Regions from separate parts of the Mus musculus genome. Here region 1 is linked to region 2. The links are chromatin loops, found by intact Hi-C in ENCODE. Cell type or tissue: heart. All regions are shown on one strand. Each heading gives the region's core, and the rest is flanking DNA. Links, peaks and the distances in the headings are about the cores only.

Evidence for each region. Hi-C counts contacts between places; a loop is a spot of excess contacts. Peaks named below come from ENCODE experiments on the same cell type or tissue, not always from the same donor. Only the 100,000 strongest peaks of a DNase experiment are listed, where the experiment ranks them.
Region 1: a loop joins it to region 2, with 6 times the contacts of the local background. A loop is called at or near these places in 4 of 42 quality-filtered maps.

The regions. Positions count from the first base shown.
Region 1 is chr10:22,136,122-22,145,214 of GRCm38, forward strand. It overlaps E030030I06Rik (RIKEN cDNA E030030I06 gene), which reads right to left. Exons shown (of 2, transcript NM_001254745.1): 2 at 8,183-8,393. The coding sequence ends at 8,300. Among named protein-coding and RNA genes, the nearest start is that of E030030I06Rik, 8.6 kb to the right of the region's middle. In heart, for the core only: a CTCF peak has its summit at 5,013 (motif pointing right); a DNase peak (open chromatin) is centred at 5,000; H3K4me3 peaks cover 736 bases; H3K27ac peaks cover 430 bases.
Region 2 is chr10:22,476,066-22,485,158 of GRCm38, forward strand. No RefSeq gene overlaps it. Among named protein-coding and RNA genes, the nearest start is that of Gm40610, 20 kb to the left of the region's middle. In heart, for the core only: a CTCF peak has its summit at 3,976 (motif pointing left); no DNase peak of the experiment used is centred there; H3K27me3 peaks cover 797 bases.

The DNA of each region.
Region 1 (9,093 bases), core at 719-8,718, 340 kb before region 2:
CTGTCCCGTCCAGCAGGACCCAGTTATTCGTGGGTGGGAGGGGGACTGCAAACCTGAAGAGAAATGAGCGAGAAGAGAAAGAGAAGCAGAAACCAAGGAGGATTCCTGTCAAGGTCTCAGTTTATTAGGCTGAAACACCAGGTTTTAAGCACACAGCAAGGGAAATAGGGAGGGGTTGAGGGAAAATTAACTAAGAACAAAGAAGTGGGCATATGGGGGCATGAAGGCCGAATTCAGACTGCAGGTGAGAGGCACTCTGAGTCTATCTCTGGAATGTAGAATCCTCCTTAACAGCCTTAGGTGTCAGGCTTGGCTCAACACGTAACTCATGTCCTTAGAAGTCTTGGGAGTCAGGAAGAGATAAGGAAGAGGAGGCGACCTGCTCCTTAACACAAGGCCATTTGGCTTATTAGGATGGGAAACTGTGAAAGGCCTACTTTCTCATGGTATGGTCTCCAGCAAAATCCAAGAATGAATTAAAAACCACCTGAGTATATAAGAAGCACAAAACATAGCTTCTAAAACTTTAGCAGTTTGTAGAGACATTTAACTACCTGGACAGCCCCTAATTTCTCATAACATTGTAGCATCTGTCTTCAGCCTTTTGACCCAGTACCATCTGTCAGATCTTGAAATCAAGCAGGAACCAGGACTAGCTTACCCTATCTTGGCAGAGCTTACCAGTTGACTATCTCACATCTGTTTGTCTGTTTTGGGCAGTAGTTTGTCTGCAGATGATAAAGGCAATTTGTTTCCCATGGCTACCTTGCCATGATAAGCAACCTCTTCTGTAAAGATGCTCAGTATCTTCTTTGAACCATAAAGGGGGAGCTGTCAGGAGCAGACGTATCTCATGGTCAAATGATCCTTAATAATGAAATAGTATTCAATGTCACACTACCTATCGATATAAAGTATATCTGAACTGTTAAACCTTAACCACTCTTAGCCATTCTATTTGAATAAATTGAAAATACTTCATTATAATTGAATCATAATCTAACATAACCATGACTTTGCTATCTGGTCCTTAACTTGTGTTACTAATCATCCTAAACAGGTTGTAATAACAGCTATTAGAAGGACTGGGTCAAAGCCTTGTACTCTTAAATTAGTTGCATAGGCACAACACCTAACTAAGAGTAACATTATTAATTTCTAATTTTGTATCTATATACAGATTTATACCAATGAAAACCTTAATCCTATATCAAATTCTGTACCAATGTAAGAAATTATAACTTTAATTTTACATCAATTATAAAGCTTTCTATCAATGTACGATTATGGCTATACAATGTTTTGTTTAAGAGTAAATTTGACAACCTATTCCTATTTGTCTATTCTTCTAACTTCTATGATATTACTATATTCCTCCTTTTCTCTTCAAATCCCTTTTACTTTACTTAAGAAAGAAGGATAGAGAAGAAGAAAGAAAAGATAGAAATCTCTGAGTCTAAGCTCTCTAGTTTCCTCCCTGTCCAAAGCTACAACACTTGCAAACTATCCCTTAAAGTTAAACATATCTATAATTCCTAAAATATCCAGAGCCATTCACCCCAACCCTAAGGGAATGGGGCAATAATCTTTTGCTTGCTTATAACATTACAATACAATAGTGTAATGTTAAGTGTAGGCCCCCAAGACCTGGTTGTTCCAGAGATGAGAGAGCCTGCATGTAAACCCAAGTGACATTATGTGACATTGCCCCCAAGTTATTTCTGTTGGTTTTGTTTGTTTGTGGGTTGTTGGTTGTTTTTTTTTTTGTTTTTTTGTTTTTTTTTGTTTTTTTTGAGACAGGGTTTCTCTATATAGCCCTGGCTGTCCTGGAACTCACTTTGTAGACCAGGCTGGCCTTAAACTCAGAAATCTGCCTGCCTCTGCCTCCCAAGTGCTGGGATTAAAGGTGTGTGCCACCACGCCCTGCAAATTATTTCTGAATTGTAAATAAAAGTGCCTATAAGTCAAAAACTTGGCAGTGTTGAGATAGGCATTTTCTGGTGTTCCCTGCCTGGGGATGGCAGGAGATCATAACAGAGGTAGATAGAAGAAGATAAATAGAGGAGAAACCACCATGAATTAAGAACCTTAAGTAATGGTCATGTATTAATGACTATTAAAGTAATTAAAGTAGTGGTCTAATTAGAGTTAAGAGCAGCCCAGACAAATCCATGGAAAATTATATAATGGAATTATTGGCTGAGAAATATGTATACAATATAGAGGATAGCTATCTGCCTAACTCTTGTGCTAACTAAGGCTTATCATAAATATAAAGGTTGTATGCATCTTTTATCCAGGAACTAAATGGTCAGAGGATGTGTAGAAATCCTGGGTTGAGATCAAATATTTTCTACCACACAAAACCAGATATCAGCACCTAGAATTACAATCTTACTTCCAGGGGACCAGCTCCAGCGAGGTTCTTCTTTCTTGTCAGTTATTCTTGAGGCAGCAGAGGGGGAAGAGCTTGGCAGAGGGGGAAGAGTTCCGTGGAGGGTAAGACTTTGTCTTACGACATATTTATGGTTGCTTTATAATAATAAAAACTTTACTTCTCTAAGTTACTATGCTACTGTATCTGATTAACTTATCTAAGTCTAAATTACTATGCTATTGTAGCTGACCTGCCCTCTGTGTTCATCTGAGGCCAGAGATTGTAGTCTCAGGCACTTAGCACCTCACCCTAAAACAGCAGGTAGGTTAGGGTTAGGGTTAGGGTTAGGGCCTTTTCCCTATTGTCCAGGCTAAGGGGAAGTTTGGAGCAATAAATTTCTATTGAACCAGGAAAAGAGAATAACACTCTCAAAAGGAAAAACTTTTACATAATCAAATATGCATAATCTCATATAAATTCATATACAGATTCATAATCAACACCTCCTAAGAGCAGCTCAAAGAGGCCTACGAACCAGGAGATTTAATGGTACCACACCAGTTCCAGGTGAGAGATGCAGTTCTTGTCCGATGATATCGAGCTGAGAATCTAAAACCTTGTTAGAAAGGCCCTTACATCGTGCTGCTGACCACCCCCACTGCTGTCAAAGTAAAAGGCATCTCTGTTTAGATTCATGCCTCTCACATAAAGCAAGCTCCTGAAAAATAAAACCCCCCTTGGTTGACCACCCTCATTTCTACTCTGATGGGCCCTCTAATAATTTTGCTCTTACTGCTGATGTGTGGCCTACTAAATCTTAATAAATTGGTGACCTTTATTAGAGAAAAAATTGGTGCCATCCAGCTGTTAGTACTAAGACAACAATACCAGTCTCTGCAGAACCTTGAAGAAGAGATTGCAGCTTAGTTCTAAGATTAGAACTAGTAACTAGAAGAAGTGGGGAATGAAAGATCCTGACAGAATGTAAAAGGTCACAGAAGCCCTGAAATTGGCAAAATAGATTTCTCTGTTAGCAGAACTAGCTTCACTGATTTAGAAAAATAGAGGTGCACAATGCTCTGGCCACTCCTTGAATTCGTGTGTCTGCCAATGTTCTAACCGTTCCTTAAACCCAGTTGTGTGCCCACTGCTGCACCTCACTGCCTGGTGTTTGTGATATTGGTTGCTGAGAAAGAGTCAGAAAATCTCCCCAGCAACCACAGCCCAGCCAATCCTGAGTTGCTACATACACCTGCACCAGACTCTTTCTTTGTACCCCTCCCATACCCATTTCTTGAGAATAGACATTGTTTAGATCTGGAAATCCCCTACTCCCCACTTCTCCCCAGGGCCTATAAAAACTGGGACCTCTTTCCCCTAGAGGTCGACTCCTCTACCTCTGTGTGGGATATGAGTTGTCCCCAGAGCTCCGGCTTTCCCCAAATAAAGCCTCCTGTGGTTTACATCAAGCTTGGTCTCTCCTGAGTTCTTGGGTGTCTGCTATTGTCCTGAGGCCTGAGCAAGGGGCTCCTCTCAGAGTCTTTCATTTGGGGGTTCATCCGGGATTGGCGTGACCACCCACGTCTCCGAAGACCCACTTGGAGGTGAAATTTTTTGTCTAAAATATTTCTGTGAGCCGGCGAGGTTCAGTGCTGAAATTTGCAGCCTCTACGTTTCGTGAGAAATGAAGACCTCTACCTTGGGATGAGGCACTGAGTGTGAACAGCAGAAGGGCTGCTGCTCGCTCTGGGGGGATGCCCTGAGCGAGAGGAAGGACTCCAGGAGTCTGTCTGGGGCAGAAAGTAAAGAGTTAATAGTCTTCCTAGATTGGAAGACTTAAGCACTTCCCTGACTTTTTTGCATTTCTGAGTTGTTTTTTGTCCGTTTGTCAGTGTGTGTTTGTTTTTTGTGTCTGTTTTCAGGTATTTGTCAGTGTGTGTGTGTGTGTCTGTTTTGTGTTTGTTTCGTGTTTTCCGTGATATTGGATGGACTGTAACGACCCCCACTAAGTTTGACTTTAGACCACTGGACTGAAGTTAGATCAAGGGCCCATAATCTTTCAGTAGAAATTAAGAAGGGACCTTGGCAGACTTTTTGCTCCTCCGAGTGACCGACTTTTAATGTAAAATGGTCACTAGAGGGGACTTTTGGTTTGACTCTTATCTTTGAAGTTAAAGCCACTGTTTTTCAGAGCAGACCTGGGTCCCACCTGGATCAACAGCCCTACCTCTTCTAGAATTCACTGCCATAAATCAAACCATAGATTCCCCATGCGTCTCAGAGCCCTTCCCCCTCTGCTCCCACGCGCACGGGTGGGTCAGCACAGCAGCAGCAGAGGCGGCGGTTAAAACCCTGCCTGGACCAGCATGCTTTCTGGCCCGGCTGTGACAAGGCGGGCAGGGCTCGCCCTGCCACGCCAACTCCTCCTCCAGCTGCTTTCGCTCCCCGGGTGAGCATGCAGCCCCAAGCCCGAAACAGAGCCTCATCTTCAACCCACAGCTCCTTCCCCTCTGCCCTATCTTCTGCTTCCGAAGGTCCCTGCTCCCAGCTCTGGGATTGCCGGCGGCAGTCAGAGGACCAAGGACCGGAGGCTGGGACCCAGAGCTGACAAGCCCAGAGTCCCCCAGCAGATGGAGCTCCTGACACCACTTCTGCCTTTTCCTTTGTGAGCTGTAGGCGACCTGCCCACTGACCACTCCTCTCAGAGACTTTCAGTCTTGGGTCGGACACAGTTTGTAGAGCAGGCTGTCCTCAAACCTGTAAAAGCCTGACTCTGCCTTTCCTTTTCGTTCTTTCTTTTTGTTTGTTTGTTTGTTTTATTTTTTGTTTTGTTTTGTTTGTTGAGACTCTGTAGAGTGAGGCAGGCCTCTAACTCAGAAATCCGACTGCCTCTGCTTCCCAAGTGCTGGGATTAAAGGCACTGCCTAGCCTGTTATTTTTGCTTTTTGTTTTTGAATAGTGAGAAACATGATCTATTTAGTCCTGTTGTCTGTAGAAGTTTGATAAGGAAGGCCATTTGGATTTTATTAAAGAGTTTTTGACTGATTGCATTTCAGCTTTCACTGAGTATCTTTCTTATGATCAGAAAGTAGAACTATAAATTTATTCTTTTGAATTATTTACTATCAAGTGCTTTTGTGCAGTGTTGCTATATTACATGGTTGGTTACATAGAATGAAGAGGTGGTGAAATCTATGTTTCTAGTTATCTGTGATGTCCCTGAGCAGGCTGGCTTAGTCTGGAACCACAGGTATCTGAAACCAAGTCTGCATAGAAAGTTTCTTGGAGTTCCAGAGTGAGTTCCAAGTCAGCCAGGGCTACACAGAGAAACCCTATCTCATAAAAAAAAAGAAAAATAATAATAGGAAGAAAGAAAGAAAGAAAGTAAGAAAGAAAGAAAGAAAGAAAGAAAGAAAGGAAGGAAGGAATGAAGAAAGGAAGAGAGAGAGAGAGAGAGAGAAAGAAAGAAAGAAAAGAAGAGAAAAGAGAACTCACTCTGTAAGCCAGGGTGACCTTGGACGCAGAAATCTGCCCAAGGTTAAAGGTGTGTGCCACAACTGCCCCAGCTCTACTCTAATTCTCTCTCTCTCTTTTTTCTGTCTGTCTGTCTGTATGTATGGAAGTAATATTAATCCATTAATATCTCTTTTTCCTAAAATTCATGTCACTTCTCCTTACTTTTTCTCTCTCACTCACTCCATGTTTGTGTGCATGTGTGTGTGTGTGTGTGTGTTAGTCTAGGGTACACAGATCAAAGAAATCATATTTCCCAGGGATTCTTAGAAATAAACAAGGAATTCTAACCATCATCACCATCACCACCAATAAAAAGGCTGTGGAAACTGTTTCATGTCCCTCTCCCCCACAGGTGAGGATGTAGCTGCTTAATACTCCATGTGTGTATGTGTTTCCATGGCCAGCTAGTACCAACCCCAGATTTGTGTTTCAGAGATCTTTACTTATTTATTTCTCATGCCTGGTCTTGAGTGGGTGGTAGGCCACCACACTTCCAGAAAAACAACATAAAATCAACTAACAAACCAACCCGAAAATGTAAAAGAATGGATTCATCTGGCATTTAAAAGTAATAGACTGCCGGGCAGTGGTGGGGCATGCCTTTAGTCCTACTACTTTGTAGGCAGAGGCAGACAGATTTCTGCGTTCCAGGCCAGCCTGGTCTACAGAGTAAGTTCCAGGACAGCCAGGGCTACGCAGAGAAACATTGTCTTGATCTCAGCACTGGGGAGAGGCAGAGGCAGAACTTACTTGAGAGGCCGGCCTGGTCTGTCTTGTATGTTTTTGCACCATGTACAGAGACTTTGCATCTCATAAATGAATGAATACAGAGAAAGATATTCATCCATCTATACATGCATGTGCGATGGCTCAGAGGGCAAAGCTGCTAGCTGTTAAGGTACAGGTAAACTATTAAGGCCTAGATCGAATGTGAAGGCCTACTTCAGATTAGATAAGGCCTAGGTAACCTCTTACCTGGCTAGCCTGCCATTTTGTGCTGTTAACTACTATTATAAGGACACTTTCTCATACCTTGTTTCTGCTTTTACTGCCCGAATTGATTACATATTCTTATTGGTTGTGTCCTCGGAAACCAATCATGAAAGAAGCCAATCGAACTGCTTCCTTTGTTCTATAGTAATCTGCAATAGGCTTGGACCCAAACTGACCACCTAGCAGCATTTCCTGTACTCACCCATGTATACACTTTTATGGCATTTGCTCTTAGAAGCTGCCCTGGGGCTGGACCCCCCCACCCCCAACACAAGAGAGACACCCACACCACCGATTCAGTGCACAGACTACTATGATTGGAGCTTTTTATTACTGTTGATTGTTGAGTATGTCTCTGAATAAATGAAATATAGTAGGTTAGGTCAAGCACCCCGAGCACTGGCTACTCTTCCAGAGGACCCAGGTTTGATTACCCAGCACCCACATTAAAGCTAACCAGCATCTGGAACTCCAGATTTCAATAGGAAACTCCTTTACAATAGGAAAACACTGCCTATTGGTTTATTTGTTCAAATGTACAATAGGCTATTTATAAATAAATGGATCTCCAGTGAAGTATGTTAAAACTGCAACTGTTATAAATGGAAATCTAAATGAGAAGAAAATAAGGCATATTTGATATGTAAATTGAGAACAAACATTCTGGTATGATAATAGATTTTTGTCCTCAAAACACAGAAACAACAAAATTATCCACTAAACACTAGTAAGACAGGAATGTAAAAATTAAGGAAGGGAGAAAAAATGTTTTCAAAAGGAAATCTTTGGAGATTGGTGTACTGCAAATGAGACTTCCTACCCACACTCCTGGTAGACATAAATACTGGCAACTGCCAACTGCTCAAGGCTGTCAGAGATCTAAACAGTGGGTCTGAAATAAACGAGAAGCATTATTTTTTAAAACAAGGATCTATCTCCGTGGATACTCGTTGACCTGAGTCTTAAACAAGAAGAAAACCACTAGAATTACTCAGATGTGTCTGTTTCCCTTTTACAGACCTCAATGTTCCTTGACTCCAAGTGAGGTTCATGACTTCCATGATGATATACTTACAAAGGAATACAACCACAGAGCTAAAACCTCATCGTTACTCATTTTCACTGAAGCAAGCACCCCCCAATAGATTATTCACCCACAAAATAACATGTTTATTTGTTGTGTCCGGCCAGCGGCTCACATGTCCGGGTTCTAGTCTGGAAATGCATCTTGGAATCTGGAAGAGAATAGGGGACTAGGCGAACGCGAGAATGATAAAACCAAGGCAGTCATTCTGATCAAGGTTCGATTTTACTAATTCCGACACTCAGTTATGAAGCAGGGGAAGGGGCCCGATTCCCGCCAAATCATCGTGGAGTAAGGTTGCAGGTGAACACGCGAAGGCTCCGGAACAGCTAGGACGCAGGCAGTGGGAGTGGCAGGATGATAGGGCGGCAAGCTCCGCCCCAATGCTCTCTAACACTGAAACCTGAGCAAACAGGTTTCAGGCTGGGGAGGGGAGGTTACATTTATTAATGAGGGCTCTCATGAATCAAGACCTCTGAAATCCTGGCTTTACAATTTACAATAAAATATAAATATATGATGTTCTTAAAGTCACACTTCTCTTCTTTTATATTCCTTACACATTGCTGAGAACTTTAAAAAGAGAAAACGAGAAACATTTCCTTAAATAATCGCAACACTACAAATCTTATTTTTCTTTGCCCTTAAAACTGTGACTAAATACTCTAATAATAATGTGCTCAAAACATTTATGGATTACAACCTTATCTTCTGGCAGACAATCACCATGGCATCAGAGCTATTCCTTGAATTTGAAGCCTTTTTATTGCTAATCTAGCAAACTTACAGTCTGGGGCGACATAGGTAACACTTACCTATGTCTCAGTGCACTGAACAGGAACACATACCAGTTTTCTGTTGATCCTGATATTCCTTCACTGACAGCAGAATTGTCTGAGTAGCCAACCAATGAATCAGGTGTCTTTCCTACAACTAGTTTTTAGAAAAGAGGTCTTTCCTCAACACTCGTTGAAATAAATGGAACTCAAGTTTTCGCACATGTTAGTGACTCGTCAAGGCCTTTTTATAGAGGTCAACTTGTGTGTCCGCAAGGGAAAATTTAACTGTATATATTGAGTGACTCTGACAAGTGTTCTGCGTGTCTCATCTACCCAATCAGCAA
Region 2 (9,093 bases), core at 420-8,419:
GAGTGTTGGTTTGTTTGTTTGTTTGTTCATTTGTTTGTTTGTTTTCTGAGACAAGTTTCTCTGTGTATCCCTGGCTGTCCTGGAACTCACTCTGTAGACCAGGCTGACCTCTAACTGGCAGAGATCCACCTGCCTCTGCCTCCTGAGTGCTAGGATTAAAACCCTGTGCTGTAATCTCAGTCTCCTTGGGGTTGGTCAGGTGCTTCTTTGTATTCAAATGCTAAATCCAGGCCCCAAGATCTGCTTGCATCCTGATGGGCAGATTCTTTGCTTGCCAATCTTCTCTGACTGGTTAAATAAAAGTGGCCACAGCCAATTGCTAGGGAGAATAGAGGTGGGCGGGGTTTCCGTTACCTGGGCTGTGGTTTGAAGGTAGGGAACTCTGGGGAAAGGAGAAAGACAAAGACCAGGAGGTTTCCACTAGCCAGGCAGGGCCAGGAGCACTTGGCCAGAAAAGTGCACCCTGAGGACAGACAGATGGAGCCGAAATAACCCAGTAGAGACTCAGGGAAGAGCAGGGAACTTGGTATTGCAGCTGGAAATAGCCAGTCTAGCACTGAGAAATAGTTTACAGGTAATCAATCGCCCAGTAACTGAGCTAAAGCTGATTAAATAAGTCTATAGGATTCTGCCTCAATTATTGGGGGGCTGGCTGGGTCATTATAAGAACTAATAGAGTTCCAAATATATATCACAACAACAGAATCTTATTAAATATTTCAAAGAGGGCTGGAAGGATGACTCAGCAGGTAAAAGTTTAAGTCTGCAAGCCTGAGGATGCACTGCGATTGCTGGAGCCCACAGGAAAAACCAGGAGGAGAGTCTGAAATCCCAGCACTTCACACCACAAAATAGGAGGCAGAGACAAGAGAAGCTCCCAGAACCTCTGAGCCATCTATCCTGGTGGATGCAGCTGAGTGGCAGAAAGAGGGAAGGGGAGACCTTGCCTCAAATGGGTAGAATCCCAGGACCAACTCCCCCAAATGTCTACTGTTATCTATCTATCTATCTATCTATCTATCTATCTATCTATCTATCTATCTATCTGCACTGCCCCCACAATGATAAATCAATACATTACCCCCCCCAAGAGTTTCCTCAATTCTGAGTTTGATGAATAGTGTTTAGGATTTTCCTATTTTGTTTGTTTGGGTTTTCAATATCCTTAGTCCCTTGCAATGGCCCACATGATTTGTTGGCATACACAGTAGACTATATTATTATTAACAAATACTGCCTCACAGTGGACTATACTTTATTGAGTTCAGCCTGGGTCAGCCAGCCCCTTGCTGACCATGAACATCACCGGTGACTGTGATAATGTCACTAGGACTTTGTCACTGTTCTTTATGGGTCAGTTGCTAATGGTAACCAAGTTTTCATCCCTTGCAAATCCACAGTCTGATTCAAGAAACTGTCTAGACCCCCAAAGAATCATGACTTCCTGGGTCACCACTGGTGTTGCTTCAATGCTGTCTTTAGGACTGTTCCTGTTAGGTGGTTTGGCCTATTCATCCACTACTCCAAGTTCTTGTGGCCACCACATGTTTCCATCCATGGCAACAGCAGAGAGGGAAGCCTGGTTCTGTTCTGTTTCTAACTCAGTCTTGTGTTTTTGGACTGAGAGGCATTAGGGATGTTCCGTTTCTCTTGTCACTGCACGGGCTGGACTCATCACTGAGTTACCCTTGCAGTTAAGGGAATTTTCCATTCGATTCTAGAATATTCATTTTCTTCAATTACATCACTGGGAATATTTATATATTCCTCTTTTCTGAAAAATCTTAGTAAAAAAGAAAACTATATCAAAATTCTGTATTAAATGTGATTTTGAGGGAAGAGAAAATAAAGTGTTATTGAATGTGCTTCTCACAAGAAGGGATTCATTCTACAGTTCTTAGTCAATATAGTACAGAATGCTACAGTACATTACTGGGTACATAGCACTGGACACACAGCCCTGCACACACTCAAACACCACTGGGCACATAGCACAGGGCACATAGCATCGGGCATACAGCACTAGGCACACAGCCCTTGATACATACATACCACTGGACACACACGACTGAGCACATAGCTATTGTTCAATAAATTTTCTCTAATGGATAAAATCATTTTGGTCTGATAGCAGTTGGCAAATCCTAAGGACCCAAATGATGTTTCTTGGCACTAGAGAAATTTCGAATCGTCCCCAAGGTCATCATACCCTGCTGCTAAGATATTGAGCCAGCCACTACTTACTTGATTGCATTAGCACCAACCTCATGAACTCTCTGGGAAGGTGACATAAGTGCTGCTTACAGCAGTCAGTACGCTGCCACGGTGACGGTCCAGCGTTCACTTGAATCTGAGCTTGTATTTATAAGCGACGTAGAAGAATGTGTTTCTTTAAAGTATGTTTTTAACATTTTTCCTTAATCCTATCTTGTTGGTATCCAGGGGCTTAACAGATAATTATTAAATGAACACATACAGTAACGAATAAGTCAATTTAGTCACAGCTAAAGCTAGTCACAGATGATTTCCATCTACATTGGAAACTAAATTACAAGCAAGCTTGCCATGTGAAGACATCAACATATGTCTTAAGAGATCCCAGAATGATTTATCTAAATATAGGTACGAGATAAGAAGCATCATCAAGGCAAAGGGAACGTTCCCCATCTAAGCTTTCGAGCACTGCCCACTACCCGTGATCCTGCAAAGTTGTTATTAACCCCTAAATACAGCTGTCTAGGATAAGTCCTTGATTATGATGCACTGGTTCTTAAAATATCCAATATTTATGGCCCATTTGATATTTATTTATTACAAAGGGCCTTTGGCTACTTTTAGTGAAAAATATAGATTGAACAATAAAGTAGAACACCTCAGAAAACAAGGCAAACCAATTCTTGTAAGTGGTATTGTTGTAAATGACATAAGAGGGTTTCTGTTACATTTCCTTATTTGATTTTTTATTGTGTTTGTATAAATTTAATCTGGAGTATAAGGTTAAAGTGTTAAAATTACTTAAAGCAACTGTGAGGACCCAAATAAAATCTGTTACAAGCCTCAGCCAGACAAAACACTGCTATGGAGAAGGGAGGGACCCTAACTCTAACCCTAACCCCGAGGCACCATCCCTACCAGAGGCCTCACCCCTACCTGAAACCCCAACCTTACCTAAAGCTCCACCCCTTACGAGGCTCTCCAGGAAGCTCACATTTGATAAAGTGAAGAGAGACTTTCTCTTCAGTGGTGTGCCCAACGTAAAGTGGTCATGATCTTGGAAGAAACCTCACACCCATGATCCAGTAAGAAGTAATTAGTAGTCTAACCCTAATTACACTCGTTGGGTTACAAAATTTTTTAATAAGTAGGGGCTAGTAGCTATGGTGAGGACGTACAGGGGAGAGTGGGGATAGCCAGAGCTAAATCTGATCAAAACACGTTGTATTACGTTCATGAAGATGTCACAATGAAATCTGTGACTATGCATTAGTACAATTAATATATAATCTTTAAAATGTTTTAAATTACCTCCAACTCCTATGTCTATGTTATCGTTCTCTGAGTTTGGGGTAAGTATGTGCGGCTTCAATTTCCATGAGACTAGGACTAAAACTGAACGCTATTTTAAATGTTGGAAGTGACATGTAACTGATTTCTGTTCTGGTGTTCTTAGTGACGTCAGCAAAATCTTTTTGAGTTCCATTTTGTGTGGATATCCTGATTGCTAGTCGCCTCACAGCCTGCTACCTCAAACGAAGTGCTTCTAAGAAGAGTGACTTTCAGAACGCAGAATTTAAGGCTTCTGGAACTTTCTTTTCCTTTATTTATAACTTTACTATTCTGAGATGAAAGAGAAACCACAAATTAACGGAACAACAATGAATTAAAAGCAAAATATCTCTCAAGTAGATAGTCCTTGTAGCATCGGTGTCCTGAGGCCCTCCCACAGGTATGGTTGGCTTTTCTGGGCCAATATTGCCATCTACTGGTGAACTGGCTGGTTTTGCGGCAACTTGACACAAGCTGGAATTATCAGAGAAAGGAGCCTCCCTTGAGGAAATGCCTCCATGAGATCCAGATGTAAGGCATTTTCTCAATTAGTGTTCAAGGCGGGGAGGGCCCCTTGTGGGTGGGACCATCCCTGGGCTGGTAGTCTTGGGTTCTATAAGAGAGCAGGCTGAGCAAGCCAGGGGAAGCAAGCCAGTAAGGAACATCCCTCCATGTCCTCTGCATCAGCTCCTGCTTACTGACCTACTTGAGTTCCAGTCCTGATTTCCTTTGGTGATGAACAGCAGTATGGAAGTGTAAGCTGAATAAACCCTTATGCTGAAAACTCAGAATAAATAATTATATTGCTCAGTGCAACATAAATGTATCTGTCTTCTCAGCGTCTGACAGACCTCATGATTTCCTCAATAGATAGCTAAAGGCCCAAAAGATGAGCAGGGCTGTCTGACAGCTCTCATCAGTAATCCAGGCATTTCAGATCCTGAGACTGAAGGATCTATGCAAATTGTAGGACAGCCATGGAGACCCTGCCTGAAAAGGAAACACTAAACAAACCGGCTAGGAACAGAGGAGGGGCCTTCCACAAAGTCTCAGAAACTTCTAGAAGTAGGAGTGATAATTCCTGTGGTCTGAGTCGCAGTCTCTGCTCACTGTGTAAATCCCGACACATGGTGAAGTTAAAATAGTGCCCCATGTTCCTTCCCTGGAGACATGACAAAACTATCACCAGATGTGACTGCCTTAATCCCACTCAGATCCAGTTCTCTGGTCAATTTAATCTCTGCATCATCTTCTTTTTACAGGATTGGTGCGGCCACTCTTCTTGAGAACATTTTTTTTTCTGGGTTAATTGTAGAGGGGGCCCTTGGCACCTGAAGCTGCTGTCTGTGTCGCCCGCCCCTCCCCCAGTCTTCCCTCCTCAATTCTGCTGCCCTTTTCTTCCCCGCAGGAATGGCAGACTTCCCATCTCACAATGCGGGTCCTTAGTAGCTGGATAAAAGGTGACATACCTTTTCTCCGGGGTTCATGTCTGTTTTCATCTCACATCGCTAATTCAGCCCCATAGACAATGAATCGTCTGTTCTTTATTCTTTCTTCCGGCTCTCTCCCAGGGGACCTTATAACACATGCAGCCCCATTTTCCCATCTCCCCATTCCCCACTCCTCCATCCTCCTCCCCACGAGCTGTCCCACCTTCTTCCCAAGTCTTCCTTTCCATGTCTCTTGGAACCCCGGGAACATCTTCTGATTGATCCATTAGAAAAGTAAGCCCGACCATGACCTTTCTCTGTCATCAGCCCTGAGCTGGATTCTTTTTTCCGGGCTTCGCTTCCTTAGCCTTCCGGTTCCCTGAGCCTCCCAGAAGCCTTCCAGTCTCTCCCCTCCTATTCTACACCTGGCATTCTCTCCACAAGAGACTTGCATCTCATGTCCTTCCAACCCCACCTCAAATGTGATTCCCTAAACGTACAGTATTCTTGCAGCAGAATTTACCCACTCGACTAAAAGCAGACGATCTCCTGAAGATAACTGACAGGGTCTCATGTGGAGCCCTAGAGCAAGAACCTTTTTTTTTTTTTTTCAAAGGCAAAATTCAAGATGGAAGTTAAAATCCTTTTAGAATTGAATGAAAATGACAACACAAAATATGCTTACACAATGAAGGCAATGCCATGAGTCAGTTCATAGCGCTAAGTTCCTACATAAAAATAAAAAACAACAACAACAAAAAACAAAACAAAAAAACCCAGACAGATCTTACACTAATAAAAATGATACACTTGAAAGTTTTAGGGGGGGAAAAAAAAAGAAGAAATAGCATCCACAAAGAGTGTATGGGAAAAACAATCGATTAGTAAATAACCAAATTAATAAGTTAGAGATAAAAGGGGAGACATAACAACAAACATGGAGGAAATTCAGGTAATCATGAAGACATACTTTTAAAATCAGTATTTCACCAAACTGGAAAACCTACATGAAATAGATACATTTCTTTATAAACATTACCTACTAAAATCAACATGACATCAGCAGACCCATACCCCTAGTTAAATAGAGCATCAATTAAACTCCCAACTAAGAAAAAAAAAAACCCATGTTCTAGTAGACTCAGTGCAGAATTCTACTAGAATTTCAAAGAATAACTAATGTCAATAATCCTCAAATCATTTCACAAAATCGGAACTGAGGGAACTCTTCCAAATTCTTTTTACAAAGTCCCTATACTAAAACAGAGACTCAACAAAAATGAAAAGTATAGCCCTTACTTATGAACATAATGCAGAAATTCTCAATAAAGTACTCAAAAACTGAATTTAAGGAAACATCAGAAAGACCATCCACTGATCCAGTTGACTTCATCCCAGAGCCGCATGGTTCAACATATGTAAATCAGCAAACATACCCAGCACATAGAAATTAAAAGGCAAAAACAAAATGATCATCTCACAGATGCAGGAAAGGTTTTGACAGATCCCAACATTCATTCAAGATAAAGTACAGGTGAAACGAGGCTTACAGGGACAGAGACATAATGAAGGGGGCTTACAGCCAGTCAATATCAAGTTAAATGGAGAGAAGCTCAAAGTGTTTCCACTAAAGTCAAGACCAAGTCAAGGATGTCCACTCTGTCCAGTGCAGCACTCAAAGTCTTAGTTAAGGAGTAAAGTAAGGACGACTGAAGGAGATCAAAGGATTACAAATAGGAAAAGGGAGGGGGGATTCCAGAATCCACATTTGCAGACCATTTCTTTTCTATTTCAATATACAAATCATACACTTACTTAGTTAAATTTATTATTATTCTATGAGAACAAGAATTTGAAAAGTGGGATCAGTTACACTCCTTGGATTCCTATCCCAGGTAACACAAGGGCAAACATCCCTGCCCAGAGTATGCAAAATATGTAATGTGAATGAGATTCATTTTAAGGATTAAAAGTGTGTGTGTGTGTGTGTGTGTGTGTGTGTGTGTGCGTGCGCGCGCGCGCCTGCGTGTTAGGGATCACCATCAGAGCCCTTACACAGGGCAGGCAAGTGAACTACTTCCCAGCCAAAATGATTAATTTCGGGGACTGGAGAAATGTAGTGGGAGGGGCTGATACTGAAATCTGGTTCCCTAATTGTTTCTTGATTATGTCAATAAAGATGGCAGAAGGTAATCACTGGGTGAAAATAAAGAGGTGGGATTTTCCAGGTCCCAGAAGGAGATAAGATAGTGAGTAGGCTTTTCAGTCAGGTTTTGGGGAGAGGAGCACAGAACCATGTAAGGTCTGGGACCAACTAGAACCGGTGGCTGCTTCAACACCGGAAGAATTCTGACACAGGATAGCTGATGACTTCAGGGCAGTAGGTTCCATGCTCAGTGGTTGTGTTATCTGGCTGGCTTTAAAATACTAAGGCTGTCTGATGTTTTCCATCCTCTGTGACTCAGGTGGGCAGGAGAAAGGGCAGCCTTGGGGCAGTCGTTGGTGGTTGGTGGAGCTAGCCTCGGGCTTGGTTGGTCAGTATAGACTGATCACAGCTCTGAGCTTTCTCCAGTTGTTAGAGGATTGGTGGCGCTAACTGCTGGCCATTGCGGAGCTATCTGGAGTGGGAGCAGCTGCAGCGAGTTCTTAGAGCCAAGCTGAGAAGCTGAGAGTGCAGTCCCAGAAGGCATGGAGTTTTAAATTAACAGGCAGCGGAGGTGGAGTTCTGAGTTTGAGGCCAGCCTGGTCTACAAGGTGAGTTCTAGGACAGCCAGGGCTATACAGAGAAACCCTGTCTCGAAAAACAAAACAAAACAAAACAAAAACAAAAACAAAAACAAAAAATAAAACAAAACAAAAAAACCCATGCAACGGAGAAATAGCTGTTTTTACAGAGGAGCCCATTTTGGTTGCCAAGCATGGAGGCTCACAGCCATCCGCCACTCCAGTTCTAGGGCATCTAAAGTCCTTTGCTGATCTCTTCAGGACACTCCAGAGCACCAGGCACACACATACATAGAGGCAAAACTCTCGTATGCATAACAAAAATGGAAACCTTTAATTGTAAGAGCGTCTCCGATAATGAACAATCCATACACTAGAGATTATTTGAAGGCATAGCAACCATGTCTGAAGTGAGGCTACCAGGTTAGTGTTTCAAGGCTTACCAGCAACTGGAGTGGTATTCTTCCTGAACACTGCAGATTTCCAGCAGCTGGCCCCGGGGTTCACATGGTACGCTGTCCAAGCTGAAGTATTTAAACATCAAATGAAAACCAGGAAACTCCAGGTGACGTAAGTGAATGCTCAGGTGGGCAGCCAGTGAGACCATCATGTTAATGCCACCAGTGGTAGGAAAATAGCCCTCACAGTTGCCATGACAATAACCGGAAGTTGACAGTTTCTGCTCTCAGATCTCAGAAAGAGCACGGCTTGTTTCTGTTCCCACTGGTTCTCTGGTTGCAGCAGATGTTACTGGTTTGCCTTCCTCTGTGTGTGTGTGTGTGTGTGTGTGTGTGTGTGTGTGTGTGTGTGTGTGTGTGTTTTCAAGACAGGGTTTCTCTGTATAACCCTGGATGTCCTGGAACTCACTTTGTAGACCAGGTTGGCCTCGAACTCAGAAATCTGCCTGCCTCTGCCTCCCGAGTGCTGGGATTAAAGGCGTGCACCACCACGACTGGCTTCTCTGTGTTTTGAGTTATGGAAAGTAAAGACAGAGCAAGCAGAGGTTGGGAAGAGGGCTATACTGGGTGGTTTTGTGTCAGCTTGACACAGGCTGTAGTTATCACAGAGAAAGGAGCTTCAGTTGAGGAAATGCCTCCATAACATCCAGCTGTAAGGCATTTTTTCAATTAGTGATCAAGGCGGGGAGGGCCCCTTGTGGGTGGTACCATCCCTGGGCTGGTAGTCTTGGGTTCTTTAAGAGAGCGTACTGAGCAAGCCAGGGGAAGCAGGCCAGTAAGGAACATCCCTCCATGGCCTCTGCATCAGCTCCTGCTTCCTGACCTGCTTGAGTTCCAGTCCGAATTTCCTTGATAATGAACAGCAGTATGGAAGTATAAGCCTAATAAACCCTTTCCTCCCCAACTTGCTTCTTGGTCATGATGTTTGTGCAGGA